2 separate regions of the Homo sapiens genome follow, and region 1 is linked to region 2. The links are chromatin loops, found by intact Hi-C in ENCODE. Cell type or tissue: PC-9. All regions are shown on one strand. Each heading gives the region's core, and the rest is flanking DNA. Links, peaks and the distances in the headings are about the cores only. Region 1 overlaps PEDS1-UBE2V1 (PEDS1-UBE2V1 readthrough). Region 2 overlaps LOC105372649 (a long non-coding RNA gene).

Region 1 (8,328 bases), core at 40-8,039, 740 kb before region 2:
ACCAGCCTCATCACATCCCGCCAAGCCCCCTCCTTGGAGGTTCTAGCAGCAGCCAGGCAGCACCCCTTCCTCAGAGTTCTGAGTTCAACTCTTCAGACCTCTTCCTTAGCCTCCAACCCTGGTAAACTCAACCCTGGTAAACTCCAGCTTATCCCCCCCTCCCTTAAGAGTTTCCATCCTGCTTCATTTCGTTATTACATCTGTGTTAGCTTAGATTCCCTTTGAACATTTTCAGTCCACTGACGCCTGTTTAAGCAATGTCTTATATTAAATTCTGTTATAAAACCTAGTGTGGAGTCTTTTTTCCTGATTTATCCCTAACTGCCATATCCCCACTCTTCTCCCCAACAGTTACTGTGATCTGCATTCTAACATAGCATGTACCCACATTGTACATTAAACGTAATTTGTATATAACTATGTAAGATTGGAACTGAATAGCAGGTGACTGGTTGACCTAATGTTTCCTTTTTGTATGTTTAGATTTTGTAATTTTCCTTGCATATTTTTGTAATTAATACCTTTTTCCTTTTCTCATATCTCATACTTTTTTTTTTTTTTTTGAGATAGGGTCTCATTCTGTCACCCAGGCTGAAGTTCAGTGACACAATCACAGCTCACTGTAGCCTTGACCTCCTGGGATCAAGTAATCCTCCTGCCTCAGCCTCCGAAGTAGCCAAGACCACAGGCGCACCACCACACCTGGCTAATTTTTTTTTACTTTTTGTAGAGACAGGGTCTCACTTTGTTGCCCAGGCTGGTCTTGAACTCCTGGGCTCACGCAGTCCTCCTGTCTTGGCCTCCCAAAGTGCTGAGATTACAGGCGTGGGCCACCGTGCCTAGCCTAGCTCATACATTTTTAAAACAAATTTTATTTTCTAATACTTACAGGCTTATAGAAAAGTTGCAAAGGTAGTACTTCCTGTGCTACCTTTTCCCTGTTGCTAGCATCTTATGTTATTATGGTACATTTGTCACAACCAATAAACCAACGTTGATACATTATTATTAGCTAAAGTCCATACTTTATTCAGGTGTTCTTAGTTTTTACTTATATCTGTTTTTTGTTCCAGAATCCCATCCAAGATACCACATTACACTTAGTCATCATATCTCTGGCTCCTCGTGGCAATGACATTTCTCAGGTTTTTCTTGTTTTTGATGCCCTTGGCTGTTTTGAGGAGTACTGGTCAGGTATTTTGTAGACTGTCTCTCTATTGGAATTTGTCTTTTTTTTTTTTTTTTTTTAATGATTAGACTGGGGTTATCTCATATGTATGCATTTGGCCCAGGAAAAATTTATAATCTCCAGGCTCTGGGCCTGTAGTGCCTAATGGACAAAGTAGCCTGTGTGCACACAAATATATCCAGAATTGGAAGAAAGTGTATGTCTGCTTTTATAGGCTATACATATCCTACAATGTATCGTCTATACCTGGTGCCATGTTTTGCCAGTCTTTCGTATGTGTGTGTGTGCCCAAGGAGTGTCCCTCGGCCTTTGAGAAGGCTACGAAGTCTCCGGGTTATATGAATATGCCATGTTCATATAGTCCCTTGCAAGGAGACATGTAGATTGTAGTTATTTTTGCTATTGCAGACAGTGCTTCACATTTTGTGCACAAGTTTGCGTCTCTCTGAAGGAAATTGCTAGGAAGGGGCCTGCTGGTCTGAGCATGCCCATTTCACATGTTGATGAGCACTGCCAAACGGCTCCACAAAGCATGAGCCATATCAACAAAGTGGAAAGTGTTTGTTTCATGATCAAATAATGAATCTTAAGAGCAGTATTTCTCACAGACGCAGAATGTTCCAGCAATTCTCCTTCAGGCACATTTCCTTTGCTGAAACCTTTTTAGCAGGTCCCTGGAGCACTCATGAACAAAATAAAAAAACCAGAAACCCTGTAACCCTGGTTTCTATTAAAGTCTAGCTTGGGGCTTTTTTTTTTTTTTTTTGACAAAGTGTCGCAATGTCACCCAGGCTGGAGTGGAGTGGTGCAGTCTCGGCTCACTGCAACTTCCACCTCCCAGGTTTAAGCAGTTCACCTGTCTCAGCCCCCCGGTTAGCTGGGACTACAGGCACCTGCCAATATGCCTGGCTAATTTTTGTATTTTTAGTAGAGACAGGGTTTCATCATGTTGGCCAGATGGGTCTCGAACTCCTGACCTCAGGTTATCCACCCACCTCGGCCCCCCCAGATGCCGAGATTACAGGCGTCATCCACCGCACCCAGCCTTAGCTTGGGGTTTTTTGTTTTTTGTTTTTTGTTTTTGAGATGGAGTCTCGCACTGTCGCCCAGGCTGGAGTGCAGTGGCGCAATCTCGGCTCACTGCAAGCTCCACCTCCCGGGTTCGTGCCATTCTCCTGCCTCAGCCTCACAAGTAGCTGGGACTATAGGCGCCCACAACCACACCCGGCTAATGTTTTGTATTTTTAGTAGAGACAGGGTTTCACCGTGTTAGCCAGGATGGTCTCGATCTACTGACCTTGTGATCCGCCTGTCTCGGCTTCCCGAAGTGCTGGGATTACAGGCGTGAGCCAGCTCACCCGGCCTTAGGTTGGGGCTTTTAAATGACCCTTCAGGTGTGTGTCTGTGATGACTTGAGGCTTTTTTTTTTACTGTCTTCCAGTGAAATTACCAGATGAATATCAGTGGTGAGAAATTTGATTCCTTAAAATGTAAGGAATTTCATTCTTGAATTGTGTGACAAAACCAGGGAGCATGATTTTTGCTCCATTCAGGATCTATTCAGTCAACACTGAGTATATAGTTGTTGATGGAGACTATGATAGGTTCTGAGGATGGATCTGTTATATTCTCCATAAATCTGTATGTGAGTCATGCCTTTGTTTGCTTCCTACTTGTTCTGTTTACTGGGTTTTTTTTTTCTTTGAGGAAACACCTTAATTGCAATGAGGTGTTTATTTTATAATATAAAAGTGTGAAGAGAAACATTCAACAAACATTTGAGTACCAATTCAGTTGAGGGCCCCTGTCAAGGCCCCCACCCTCCTTTTTCTGTGTTTAGTGAGGGTGTCTGATGCATAACTGAGCCTCAGTTGGGAGGGGCTGAGGGGATCGGGAACACTTCCAAGGGGAAGCAGCTGGGGTGAGAGCCCCAAGGTGGAGAGAACTTGGCAAGGTTGAAGAGGAATGGTGGGCAGGGGAGGGAGAAGAGTAAAAGAAGAGGCAGTTAGGGCTGCCCGGGTCAGTCTGGGAACTTTGGCTTCCTCTTCAGGTCACTAGGAGCCATCAGAGGGTTAAGCCAGCAGAGACAGCTTCCTGTTTTTAAGACGTTGGTCTGGCTGCTGTGCCGGGAGCAAGAGAGAAAGAGACTTGGGGGAGTTCAGAAGAGGTGACGGTGGTGGAGGAAAGTGGATGGATATGGGGTCTCTTTCAGAGGTAGAACAGTGGGGTCTCTTTCAGAGGTAGAACAGTGGGACCTTCTGACCACTGGCAGGTAGAGGGTAAGGGAGAGGGGAATTGGGTTGCCTGCTAGTTTTTGCTTTAGCTAACTGGGTAGATGCTGATGTCATTCACTGAGGAGGAAGAGGGCAGGTTGAGGGTAGGTAGAAATTCACAGTTTTGGTTTGGTTGTAGTTTGGGATCCCTGTGGACAAGAAAAGTTTCCATGGGTATATTATGAATGCCTTCTGAATCAAGGGTTTAAATCACATCCTCTGATTTATTCTCCCCAAAGACCACTAGATGCCGCTGTTTACACGGGAGCAATTATGCAGTACAAGACTCCTTTCCTGAGGAGAGGGCACGGATGCCGGAGAGGGTACTGATGCCGGAGAAGGCACTGATGCCTGACAGGGGAACCCACAGAGAGGGGAGCCCCTGCCTTTGAGGGGGTTACTCTTTACTGGGAGACATCACCCTTCAGTGTGGTCTTCAGACACATGTGATAGCAGTGTGACTTCATATGGGATAGAAAGCTAGGGACTAGGTAGTGTTTGAGCTGGGTCTTCAGGGTTGCAAGGCATTTCAGGTGGGGGCAGGACGCTCCAAGCAGAAGGAACAGCCGGGCAACAGAGCGCATCTCCCTGCTTATGGGGTAGATGGTACAGTGAAGAGGTTATTGGCATAGGGGGTTGGACTTTTCAGTGTTTCTCAACAAAGGCACAGTTAGCCTTTTAAAGAAGGACGGTTTTTGGCTGGGTACGGTGGCTCATGCCTGTAATCCCAGCACTTTGGGAGGCCGAAGAGGGCAGATCAGCTGAGGTCAGGAGTTCGAGACCAGCCTGACCAACATGGAGAAACCCTGTCTCTACTAAAAATACAAAATTACCCGGCCATGGTGGCACATGCCTGTAATCCCAGCTACTCAGGAGACAGGAGAGTCACTTGAACCCGGGAGGCGGAGGTTGCGGTGAGCCGAGATCGCACCATTGCACTCCAGCCTGGGCAACAAGAGCAAAACTCTGTCTCAAAAAAAAAAAAAAAAAAAAAAGACTGCTTTTCCCTGTGCTGCCTCACCCATTGAATGCCAGTAATCTCTCAGGTCAGACTACCAAAAAAAAAAAAAAAGACTGCAGGGAGGGATGGAACACCCCAGTTGAAATCCCTTACCCAGTGCCTAACCCCGGAGTGATGGAGAAGGGGGAAGCAGCTCTGAGTCTGCACCCCTCCCTCGTCTTGTCTTAATTTTGAGGTTCTCTAAAGCAGTGACCTGTTCTGTGCTTTAATACCACATAGTGTTATTTAACTGATTGGCTGATGATCCTGGTGAGTGGACATTTAACTCGGCTTCCTAGAATAGAGAATGCCTCTTACCATTCCCCAGAGAAGGACTGCAAAGTAGAGAAATTAACATAAAAACAGGTCCCTCTGATTAGACTTAATACTAAAAACTTCACTGGTACTAGCTTAAATGCTCCATCTTCTTTGTATTCCCCCAAGGCCCGGAAGTCATATAAACTAGTGTAGGAACTAGTATAGAACTGCTGACCTACCACAGAACAAGTAGACTCCATGCTGGAAGCAGATGTACCAGTTCTACAGTCAGGGATAAATGGGGTTTCACAAGCTCTACCTTTTTGAATGCTTTGTTTGTAATTGCGTGACATCTCCGTACTCTTTTTTTCCAGACAATTTATGAAAACCGAATATACAGCCTTAAAATAGAATGTGGACCTAAATACCCAGAAGCACCCCCCTTTGTAAGATTTGTAACAAAAATTAATATGAATGGAGTAAATAGTTCTAATGGAGTGGTAAGTTGTTTTCTCTGTCCCACTTGTTCCTTGGAGTTGACAGTTGCTTTGTACTTAACATCAGGAGCTTTTAGACTGGGCCCAATTCCTAGGTTCTTTGGTTATTTGTTGATAAACTGTATCACTGTGCATAGGAGCACAGATTTGGGATGGGGCCTGTTTCCCAATTATATCTGGCGATCACTCATATAGCACTTACCCTGGGCTAGTTCTGTGCTGGTCGCTTTGAAATATGAGCTCTTTCCTCATGCCACCCCAGTGAGGTAGAGATGAGGAAACTGAGGCACAGACGTGGAAGATCTTTCCCAGGGCTACACCTTTACCCCCCTGGGCCTTATTTGTGAACCACTGGCATGTAATATTTTTTTCCTTTAATGGCCTTGCTTTTTTATTTTTACTACCATAAATGAAAAACCTGTCTCAGTTGTCATAACTGGGCAATAATGGCAACAGTAAATATTACAAAAACAGAGCAATGTTAATAAATCTTGACTCCATGTGTCATTTGCCAAAAGCTTTGAGCCTTTGAGGCCTGCTCTCCTGTTCAAAGAGGAGATCAGCAAGTGTTGAAGGGATGCTACACATGTTAACGTCACGCCAAGCCTTCGTCTTTGAGATACTCAGAAGACTGGAAAATTGAAAAGAGATGAGCTTTGTTACAGTGTGTTTAGTGTTTAATCCTGAATCTGAGTTCCACCTAAAGTCCTGAGCCCAGAGCTCAACCTGTGCTTTGGGGAATTTATTTTGGGAAATGCTGCCTTAACCTGAGAGGTGCTGGCTCTGTGGCAGGCCCTTGTCACTGGAGCAGGTGTCCTGGCCACCCTTTGCCTTGGCTGTCCGTACTGCCCTGCATGCACATCTGTCCCCCTGACCTGGGCGCAGTGAAGAGGACAGGTCCTGAGCCCGGCAGCCGCCAGCCCAGCAGCGGCCATTATTGAAGAGCCAAGTAGGGCTGGGTTGAGTCTCACCCAAGTGTCAGTACCACCGTTTCCTTATCCCAGATAGTAATGGTTCAGGGCACAAAAGGGAAAGGCAGGCTGACTGGAGGGAGGGACTCTAGCAGGTAGGTATTCCGCATGTAAGGTATTAGGATTAGCAGCAGGTTCAGCTTAAAAAGTACATCTTACTCCAGTTTGCACCTTAGCTTAACCCCGGCATATAGCTATTTTGTTTGAGAGTCTGAGAGTAATTTGCTTTTGTTTGCCTTGTTGTAGGTGGACCCAAGAGCCATATCAGTGCTAGCAAAATGGCAGAATTCATATAGCATCAAAGTTGTCCTGCAAGAGCTTCGGCGCCTAATGATGTCTAAAGAAAATATGAAACTCCCTCAGCCGCCCGAAGGACAGTGTTACAGCAATTAATCAAAAAGAAAAACCACAGGCCCTTCCCCTTCCCCCCAATTCGATTTAATCAGTCTTCATTTTCCACAGTAGTAAATTTTCTAGATACGTCTTGTAGACCTCAAAGTACCGGAAAGGAAGCTCCCATTCAAAGGAAATTTATCTTAAGATACTGTAAATGATACTAATTTTTTGTCCATTTGAAATATATAAGTTGTGCTATAACAAATCATCCTGTCAAGTGTAACCACTGTCCACGTAGTTGAACTTCTGGGATCAAGAAAGTCTATTTAAATTGATTCCCATCATAACTGGTGGGGCACATCTAACTCAACTGTGAAAAGACACATCACACAATCACCTTGCTGCTGATTACACGGCCTGGGGTCTCTGCCTTCTCCCCTTACCCTCCCGCCTCCCACCCTCCCTGCAACAACAGCCCTCTAGCCTGGGGGGCTTGTTAGAGTAGATGTGAAGGTTTCAGGTCGCAGCCTGTGGGACTACTGCTAGGTGTGTGGGGTGTTTCGCCTGCACCCCTGGTTTCTTTAAGTCTTAAGTGATGCCCCTTCCAAACCATCATCCTGTCCCCACGCTCCTCCACTCCCGCCCTTGGCCGAAGCATAGATTGTAACCCCTCCACTCCCCTCTGAGATTGGCCTTCGGTGAGGAATTCAGGGCTTTCCCCATATCTTCTCTCCCCCACCTTTATCGAGGGGTGCTGCTTTTTCTCCCTCCTCCTCAAGTTCCTTTTTGCACCGTCACCACCCAACACCTTCCATGACACTTCCTTGCTTTGGCCAGAAGCCATCAGGTAAGGTTGGAAAGAGCCTCTGACCTCCCTTGTTTAGTTTTGGAACCATACTCACTCACTCTCCACCAGCCTGGGAAATGAATATTGGGTCCTCAGCCCTGCCACCCTCTGCTGTCATCAGCTGATGCATTGTTTTTAGCTCAGGTTTTGATAAGGTGAAAAGAATAGTCACCAGGGTTACTCAGACCTGCCAGCTCTCGGAGTCCTTGGTGGTTGAACTTGGAGAAAGACCGCATGAAGATACTTGTAAGCACACATGATCCCTCTGAATTGTTTTACTTTCCTGTAACTGCTTTTGCTTTTAAAAATTGAAGAAGTTTTAAACAGGGCTTTCATTTGGTCATCCTTGCAATCCATTGGGGTCTAGTTTGGAATCTGACAACTGGAACAAAAAGAACCTTGAATCCGGTGCATGCCTTGGTTTTGGTGCTGCTGCTGCTTCCCAAGATCCTCAGCAGGGATTAAGAAGGAACCCGGTGTGCACAGCAGATCCCCGAAATTGGTGGGCTTGACCTCCTGGCAAATTGCTGCGTCTTTCCACTTGCTGTTCAGGACCACTAAATGCTGAAATGTGGATGCATACCGAAATAAAAGCAATTCATTGTGTACTAAAGGTTTTTTTTTTTTTTTTAATTTAGTATTTGTGTAAAACCACCTTTTGAAGCAGCAACTATCAAGTCTGAAAAGCAATTGATGTTTCCATTAATCTTTTTCTGGGGGGAAAACCTTAGTTCTAAGGATTTAACATCCTGTAAGTGAAGTTTAACATAACAGTATTCCATAAGCAGCCTTTTTATTGTCAGACCATTGCCTGATTTTAATATAATAAAAAAAAAGTGTGCGTTAATATTTAACAGGCTGTACTTTTCTTCCTCTTGGCATATTAGGGACAGAATTTAATGTTTTAGATGCTTTGGGATTCAAATTGACATCCTAAAGCAGGGGTCGGCAAACTTT
Region 2 (8,328 bases), core at 203-8,202:
CGTGGCATGCAGTAGGTGCTCAATAAGTATTTGTTGAATGAATGACAAAAGCCAGGGAAGTAGGGATCCCTGAGGATGATTGAGACCAAATTTCCCACTACCCCAGCAAGAAGACAACCTAGAGTCAGATGTAGATTGATGTCAAGAATTAAGGCACAATGCAAGGTGCATTGTAAGTGCCGTGAGACTATTATCTCATTTAATCCTCATAACAGTCCTATGAGGTACTACTGTCCACCTTATTTTACATTAGAGGGAACTAAGGCACCGAGAGATTAACTCACTTGCCCAAAATGCCACGGCACAGAAGAGGCAAAGCTGAGATTCAGACCCAGGCAGCTTGGCTCCACACAGCCCAGACACTACACACACACACACACACACACACACACACACACACACACACACACTTAGGTAGCATCACCAGGCCCTCCCAGCCTTCAAGCAACTCTCAGAAATGAGAACTCCCAGCCGGGCATGGTGGCTAATACCTGTAATCCCAGCACTTTGGGAGGCTGAGTTAGTCAGATCACTTGAGGTCAAGAGTTCCAGACCAGCCTGGGCAACATGGTGAAACCCCATCTCTACTACAACTACAAAAATTAGCCGGGCATGGTAGCACACGCCTGTAATCCCAGCTACTCAGGAGGCTGAGGCAGGAGAATCACTTGAACCCGGGAGGCAGAGGTTGCAGTGAGTCGAGATCGCACCACTGCACTCCAGCTTGGGCGACAGAGCGAGACTCCATCTCAAAAAAAAAAAAAAAACCAGAAATGAGAACTGCCTCCCCCCAAGACTGAGTGTTTAGGGTCCCCCCATTTCCCAGCCCCCACTCCATTGTCCCCACTGCTTCCCAGCCAAGAGCAAACCTGCGTCCCTGGTGACGCAGGAAGCTGTAGGCTGTCCGGTTGTCATGGCGACAGCCGCTAGCCCCTGTAAACAGTCTCGCCTCCTGGCTGCCTGGGTGAATCGCTCTCACCACCCTCAGACGCTGTGCTCTGGGCCTTGCTGCACACTTGACCCGTTCTTGGTGGCTGGTCGAGCCAAAGATCCAAATGTCTCTGCTGCTTCCCACCTGGGGGGTTGAGGGGACAGGGGGTGTAGAAGCAGAAAACCTAGGTCCTCATCACCCTTTCTGCCCCTTCTGGGCTGTGCGACCTTGAGGAGTCCCTTCTCTTCTCCATGACTCAGGTCTCTTGTCCCTGCTTTACAGGGTGGTCATGAGGAGTTGATGAATTCTTTTCTTCCTTCCTTCATTCATTCAATAAATAATTATCAAACATCTACCATGTGCCAGGCAATGGCCTAAGTGCTAGGGATATCACAGTGACCAAGGCAGACCTGGTCCTCTGGGAGATACACAACAAACCAGTTCTGGGAAGAAAATAATATAGGCGAATGTGTATGACAGGGGAAAGAAAACAGGGCTACTTTTCTTAGGCGATCAGGAAAAGCCTCCCTGAGGAAGTACCATTTGAGCTAGACCAAAAGGAGAAGATGGCCAAGCAAAGCGATGGGAAAAGAAGTATTCTAGGAAGCAAGTGCAGCGTGTGCAAAGGCCCTGAGGCAGGGATGACTCAGCCTATTTACAGGACAGAAGGCCCTTTTCTCAAAATAATGCTAGGAGGGCGGGCCCAAGGTGTGAACTCTGGTGCTGCAGGTGGAGGGAGAGAAAGTGGACATTGACAACGGCTGCTGTGTGGGACAGCAGAAAGAGACGCTTTCATAGCCAGCTGCCACAGGCGCAGCTTCCAGCTCCCGGAGGGGCAGCCCTCAGACTGGGGGTCTGAGCTTCTGCACCAGGATAAAGCAGAACAGTAGCAATAACAGTGCAACATATTCCAGATGCTTTGCCTATATTAACTAGTTTAATCCTTACTACCCTAAGAGAGAGGTTACTGTGATGATTAACAGAAAAGCTGAACACATACCTGGCTGCAAAGCCCATGATCCCAGCTACCATGCTGGAAGCTCTATAAATGAGCAAAGAGACTCAGTCCAAAGCCTCCAGGAGTGGTGGGGACAGTGGCGGATGTGGCCTGTATAGAGGACTCCAGCTCCAGCCCATGTGGCAGTGTGTGGGAATGCAGACTCACAGTGGCAAGATGTTCTAATTTTCTAAAATAAGCCAGACTGTTGTGTGAACTCTCCTGATTTTAAAACGTTGACTCTATTGTTATTTTAAATATCAGACGGTCAAATAAGACATAGCATCATTCTAGACCTCCAGATGAGACCAGCTGCATAATTTGTGGGGTCCAGTACAAAATGAAAATGCAGGGCCCCTTGTTCAAAAATTAAGAATGTCAAGCCAGCGACAGCAGAACGCTAAACCAAGCTCAGCATTCTTGTGAGTGTGGGGCCCTGTGCAAATGGCTGTGCATGTGCATGATGCCAGCTCTGCCTCAAACGTGGGCACTTCCTAAGAACTTGTTGAATTAAATGGAAGGAAGGGGCCGGGCACGGTGGCCCACGCCTGTAATCCCAGCACTTTGGGAAGCCAAGGCTGATGGATCACTTGAGGTCAGGAGTTCCAGACCAGCCTGGCCAACATGGTGAAACCCCGTCTCTACCAAAAAAAATACAAAAAATTAGTCAGGTGTGGTGGTGCATGCCTGTAGTTCCAGCTACTCAGGGAGCTGAAGTGGGAGAATTGCTTGAACCTGGGAGGTGAAGGCCGCAGTGAGCTGAGATTGCACCACTGTGCTCCAGCCTAGGCAACAGAGCAAGACCCTGTCTCTAAATAAATAAATAAATAAAGGGAAGGGAAAAAGGAAGGAAAATGAACATGTGTTGGCACCTACTATGCATCAGACATAGCTTTATAAAATAGCAACACTTTATAAAGCACTCACCACGTGCCAGGCACCGTAGGCATTAATGCATTTAAACCTCACAAGATGGTGCTCTTGTGAATCCCATTTTCCAGATGAGGAAATTGGGACTCAGGGAAGTAAAGCCACTTGGTCACTGCTAATACTGGGGTAGCAAGGGGTGAGGGAGAACAAATGGAAAAAATAAGAGGAAGACCAAGGCAAGAGGAAAAGAAGCCACCCCAAGCCTGTCTCCCAAGCTGGGCTGCACTCAGGTCTCTGCCAAGACCGCGTGGAATTTGGGGAGGCCGCCACACCCCGGAGAAGGGCCCGTGGCATTTCTGAATCACGGTGCCATCCGCCCCGGTTTGGCTTCTCTCCGGCGATCCAATTACTAAATGTAGCCGCATTCTTTAAAAATGTCTTTCCTCTTATGTAATGCAATAGTGACAAACGCCAAACAGATGGTGCTGTGACAAGCTTTTTAAAAGTTGATTAGGAGCTCATCTTTCAAAATTAATGTATGGGCATTTAAACAAGCTCCAGCCGGCCACAAAACTCAATTGAGAATCCATATGGGACAAATCGCTTGATGGACTGGCTACATTGACCACCTTCCCGGCCAGGGTTTGACGTGAAAAGTTTGGGGAATGGTAATAGCACGGGTCACGTTGACTTGTGAGCAATGGGCAAAAGATACCTGGTTTGGGCAGAGGGGAAAAATGCCTTGGGCCTCCCAAAAGCCCAGGAGGCTGGAGCCTCCTCAATCTATTTACCAAGACTTTTTTATTTTTTTTTTCAAAATTGTACATTGTCTTCGAGAGAGCGGACCGTCTCTCCCTGCCTCGGGAGGGAAGCGGGTTAGTCATAAACTATGTCAGATGCTGCCAGCGAGCAGCTTCACCCCCACCCTTTCTTCCTCAGTGTTCAGGGATGAGATCATTTCATTTGGAGCCAATTATAGACGGAGAATGCTGGGGATGTGCAAAGAAACCTCCTCAGAACCCTTCCCTCCCACATCACAGGCTGTACCCTGCCAGGATGGGCAAGAACAAGAGGCCAGGCGCCCAGCCCCAGGTTCGACCCCAGGGTTTCTGAAGGCCATGCATTCCTAAGCCTTAGCTTGGACCTGTCAAGCTAGGATGCCAGGCTGTTGGCTAGACAAACCCTGTTGGCCTCAAAAGTTCAGGGCTGTATGGGCCCTTAAAGATCATCGCTGTTCAGATGAGGAAACTGAGGCTCAGAGAAGGGAAGTGGCTTGCTCAAGGTCCCATGGCAAGTTGGCAGCAAAGCCACAGAGATGAATGGTGGCTTCTCTGCCACCCACGAGGAGGATGTCTGTGGCCTGAAACATTCCCAGCATCCATTCCCATTGCTTCTGATACAAGGGTCCCGAGTTTTCCTTCTTGGTTCACGTGGTTCAAGTAGGACTGACCATGCCTCCACTTCCAAGGATATGCACCTGACCCAGCACCGGCCAATCAAAACAGTGCATTCCCCCACCCTCCCCCCACCCATTGATTCAGGAATATGAACCAGGGGTGTGAGATGAGCCTGGTCAATAAGCAGCAACCCCAGACCTGTAGCTGAGACTGAGACCATTGGAAGTGAGATGCTGTCTTCAGCTTTGTGATGCAGAATGGGGAGGAAGAAAGCCTAGAGCTGCTGGCAGCCATTAGTGCCACCACAGGATGCCTACCTAAGCACAAAGTCAACAGAGAGGAGAGCAAGGCCAAAAGAAAGTGAGGCAGTGGCTTCAACCTTTAAACCCCTGGATCCAGCCATACCTGAAGGCAGTCTTATCCTGGATATTTTCTTTACATGAGTCAATAAATTATCCTTGCTCGAGCTGGTTGAGTTCTTTCACTCATTTCCCAAAGGGCCTTGACTGATAGACTTGGAGGTCCTCAGGTGTAGGACAAGGCTCCAAAACATAACACTGAGTGCTCCTCGTCTCCATCCCCAACACATTGCTGGCCTCTTCCCCAGAAGATTCCCTAAGTCCCTGCACAAGTTCCAGCAACACACTCCAAAGGGAGTACCCAAGGTAAATGTCCCATTTTATGGTACGCAAGAAACGGCTCTGCCTTCTGGGTACCCATAACCAAGCTGCTCCCCACCACAGCCTCTGCCTTCCTATTTCGTCAAGAGCACAAGCTTTGCAGTCCAGTTCAAAGCCCAGCTCCAACGTTTCCTAATCATGAGAACTTGGACAAGTCATGTGACTATCCTGAAGCTCAGTTTCCCATCTGTGAATGGGGAAAAGATCACCTACTTTACACGATCCATGAGAGGATTAAAACAGGCACCACCACTATTTAGAGGCTGAAAAAATGGGTAGCTACCAAGAGCTACAAAAAGTCTATCCTGCAGAGCTGGGGCAATTGTCGAGCACGGTGTGTTTGGGAAGACAGCACCTACACACATCAAATGATTTCCACCTAAAACAGCTTCCTGCAGCCAAAACAAGTGTACGGGTAGAGGCAGGGAATGCTGGCTGTGGGGTACGAGTCGGACAGCCCCTTGCTGGCCTCGTGGCCATCTGCTTCTTTCTCCCCTCCGCTGCCCCTTGGCCCAGGATTCTCGCCCCAGACCAGCACACACAGGTGCTACTGACATTCTCACCCAGTGATTCATTCACACTCCCAGAGAGCAGCAACAGACAGTGATTCCCAGGAGCGTCCAGAGTCCTGATTTAGGAAGGAGGATAGAGTAGCAGTAACATTTGAACAAGTTCCTGCCCAGTCCCAAGGACAGCTGAAAGATAAACCTCCTGCTCCAACCCCACCGCAGGGAAGCCTGAACCTGCCCGCTTAGAACCAGGAAGAGATTGAGCTATGATTCCCCCAAAAGGTTCTTTATTCATTACAGCGGCGCTTCCTGAAGCGGGGGACTCACATTTTAGGTCGTTTTACCCGAACCCAGGATGTAGCATTAAATAACTGACTCCAGTACTGATCCAGGCTACAAGATGGGAGAACCTTGAAAACATTCTGCCAAGTGAAAGCAGCTAGTCACGAAAGACCACATATTGTGTGATTCCATTTATATGAAATGTCCGGAATAGGCAAATCCATAAAGACAGAAAAAGATTAGTGATTGCTGAGGGCTAGAGGGGTCGGAGGAAGGAGAGGCTGCTAACGAGTACAGGGTTTCTTTCAGAGGAGGATAAAAATGCTCTAAATTGGACTGTGGTGATGGTTGTACAATTTTTTCTATATACTGAAAAGAATTGAACTGTACACTTTAAATGGGTGAATGGCATGGTATGTGAATTCACTGTTAAAAATGTTTATAACAACTGACTCCTAAAGGAAAAAAATTAGCCTCCTTTTAAGCCTTTTTTTTTTTTTTAATTTATTTTGAGACAGGGTTTCCCTCTGTTGCTCAGGCTGGAGTGCAGTGGCCCGATCTCGGCTCACTGCAACCTCTGCCTCGCAGGCTCAGGTGATCCTCCCACCTCAACCCCCTGAGTAGCTGAGACTACAGGCACCCACTACCACACCCAGCTAATTTTTGTATCTTTTTTTTTTTTTTTAGAGATGGGGTTTTGCCATTTTGCCCAGGCTGGTCTCAAACTCCTGGGCTTAAGCAATCCTCCCACCTAGGCCTCCCAAAGTGCCAAGATTCCAGTATAATTTTTCTAATTTGTCAAGGAGCAAGTCTCCATTGGCTATGAGTGTGTTCTTCCTATCACTCCACACTGGCTGGTTTCTTGTCTGAATCAGGAGAACAGGCTTCATGCTCAGCATCTTGAGCAGGCAACAGTGGACTTCTCTGGTTTCCATTGTATTTATTTTTCTGATTGTCTTTTTTTTTTTTTTTTTTTTTTTTGAGACAGAGTCTCATGCTGTCACCCAGGCTGGAGCGCAGTGGTGGTGCCATCTCGGCTCACTGCAACTCCATCTCCCGGGTTTCAAGCAATTCTCTGCCTCAGCCTCCCAAGTAGCTGAGATTACAGGTGCCCACGACCATGCCTGGCTCATTTTTGTATTTTTAGTAGAGATGGAGTTTCACCATGTTAGCCAGGCTGGTCTCAAACTCCTGACCTCAGGTGATCCACCCGCCTCGGCCTCCCAAAGTGCTGGGATCATAGGCGTGAGCCACCATGCCCAGCCTGATTGTCTTCTTAGTATAGCAACTGATCATTCATTTATTCATTTGTTTTTATCAACAAGTATTTATTGAGCATTATTGTGTGTCAGGCACTATTTTAGGCCCAGGGACACAGAAACCAAAACCCCTGCCCTCATGAGGCTGATATACTGTGCAGGGAACCTAAGCAGTAGGTGCAGCTCCTGAGTTCGAATCCCCACTCTGCCACTCACTAACTGCAACTTCCAGCAAAGTGGCCAAACCTCTCTGAACCTCAGTTTTCTCACATGTAAAATGGGGATAATCATTGCATCTAACTCAGAATCCAATGAGTGAGTATGTATAAAAGGCTGAGACAGTGCTTGGCACTCTTACGGGTGCTTAATAAATGTTTGCTATTATTGTTTATTTTATTTTATAATTGTGATAAAATGTTTCCTCTTTAAACATATATTTAAGTAGTTTTCTTTTCAAATAAATTTATTTGAGTAAAGAAAAGAAGGCTGGGCATGGTGACTCACACCTGTCATCCCAGTACTTTGGGAGGCCGAGATGGGTGGATCACTTGAGGTCAGGAGTTCGAGACCAGCCTAGCCAACATGGTGAAACTCCATTTCTACTAAAAATACAAAAATTAGCTGGGCATGGTGGTGTGCACCTGTAGTCCCAGCTACTAGGGAGGCTGAAGTGACAGAATCGCTTGAACCTGGGAGGCCGAGGTTGTAGCAAGCAGAGATTGTGCCACTGCACTCCAGCCTGGGTGACAGAGGGAGATTCTGTCAAGAAAGAGGGAAGGAAGGAAGGAAGGAAGGAAGGAAGGAAGGAAGGAAGGAAGGGAGGAAGGGAGGGAGGGAGGGAGGGAGGGGGGAGGGGGAGAGGGAAGGGGGGGAAGGGGGAGAGAGAAGGGGGGGAGAGGGAAGTGGGGGAGGGAGACAAGGGAGGGAAGGAGGGGCTGCGCACGGTGGCTCATGCCGGTAATCCCAGCACTTTGGGAGGTCGAGTTAGGCACATCACCTGAGGTCAGGAGTTCAAGACCAGCCTGGTCAAATGGTGAAACCCCATCTCTACTAAAAATACAAAAATTAGCCAGGCATGGTGGTGCACGCCTGTAATCCCAGCTACTCAGGAGGCTGAGGCAGGAGAATCGCTTGAACCCTGGGAGGTGGAAGTTGCAGTGAGCTAAGATCACCCCACTGTACTCCAACCTGGGTGACAAGAGTGAAACTCCATCCAAAAAAGAGAAAAGAAAGAAAGAGAGAGAGAGAGGGAAGGAAAGGGAAGGGAAGGGAGAGAGTTCATTAAAAAATTAAGTATACAATAAGGAGAATAGGGCAAGGGCCAGGAGAGTGTGTCTGGGAGATGAAATGTGGGAAGCCCTGAATGGGCAGGAGATGTCAGTAGGACCGTGACTCAGCTGGCA

What was found. Hi-C counts contacts between places; a loop is a spot of excess contacts. Peaks named below come from ENCODE experiments on the same cell type or tissue, not always from the same donor. Only the 100,000 strongest peaks of a DNase experiment are listed, where the experiment ranks them.
Region 1: it touches region 2 in a loop (9-fold over the local background); 2 of 110 quality-filtered maps call a loop at or near these places.

Annotation. Positions count from the first base shown.
Region 1 is chr20:50,081,021-50,089,348 of GRCh38, reverse strand. It overlaps PEDS1-UBE2V1 (PEDS1-UBE2V1 readthrough), which reads left to right. Exons shown (of 8, transcript NM_199203.3): 7 at 5,095-5,220; 8 at 6,435-8,225. The coding sequence ends at 6,581. It overlaps UBE2V1 (ubiquitin conjugating enzyme E2 V1), which reads left to right. Exons shown (of 4, transcript NM_001032288.3): 3 at 5,095-5,220; 4 at 6,435-8,225. The coding sequence ends at 6,581. Among named protein-coding and RNA genes, the nearest start is that of UBE2V1, 28 kb to the left of the region's middle. In PC-9, for the core only: CTCF peaks have their summits at 3,506 and 3,706 (motif pointing right); DNase peaks (open chromatin) are centred at 1,148, 1,958, 2,708 and 3,718; H3K4me3 peaks cover 1,240 bases; H3K27ac peaks cover 3,070 bases.
Region 2 is chr20:49,340,606-49,348,933 of GRCh38, reverse strand. All of the region lies in intron 2 of LOC105372649 (a long non-coding RNA gene), which reads right to left. Among named protein-coding and RNA genes, the nearest start is that of SNORD12, 64 kb to the right of the region's middle. In PC-9, for the core only: no CTCF peak of the experiment used is centred there; DNase peaks (open chromatin) are centred at 3,193 and 3,723; H3K4me3 peaks cover 447 bases; H3K27ac peaks cover 1,185 bases.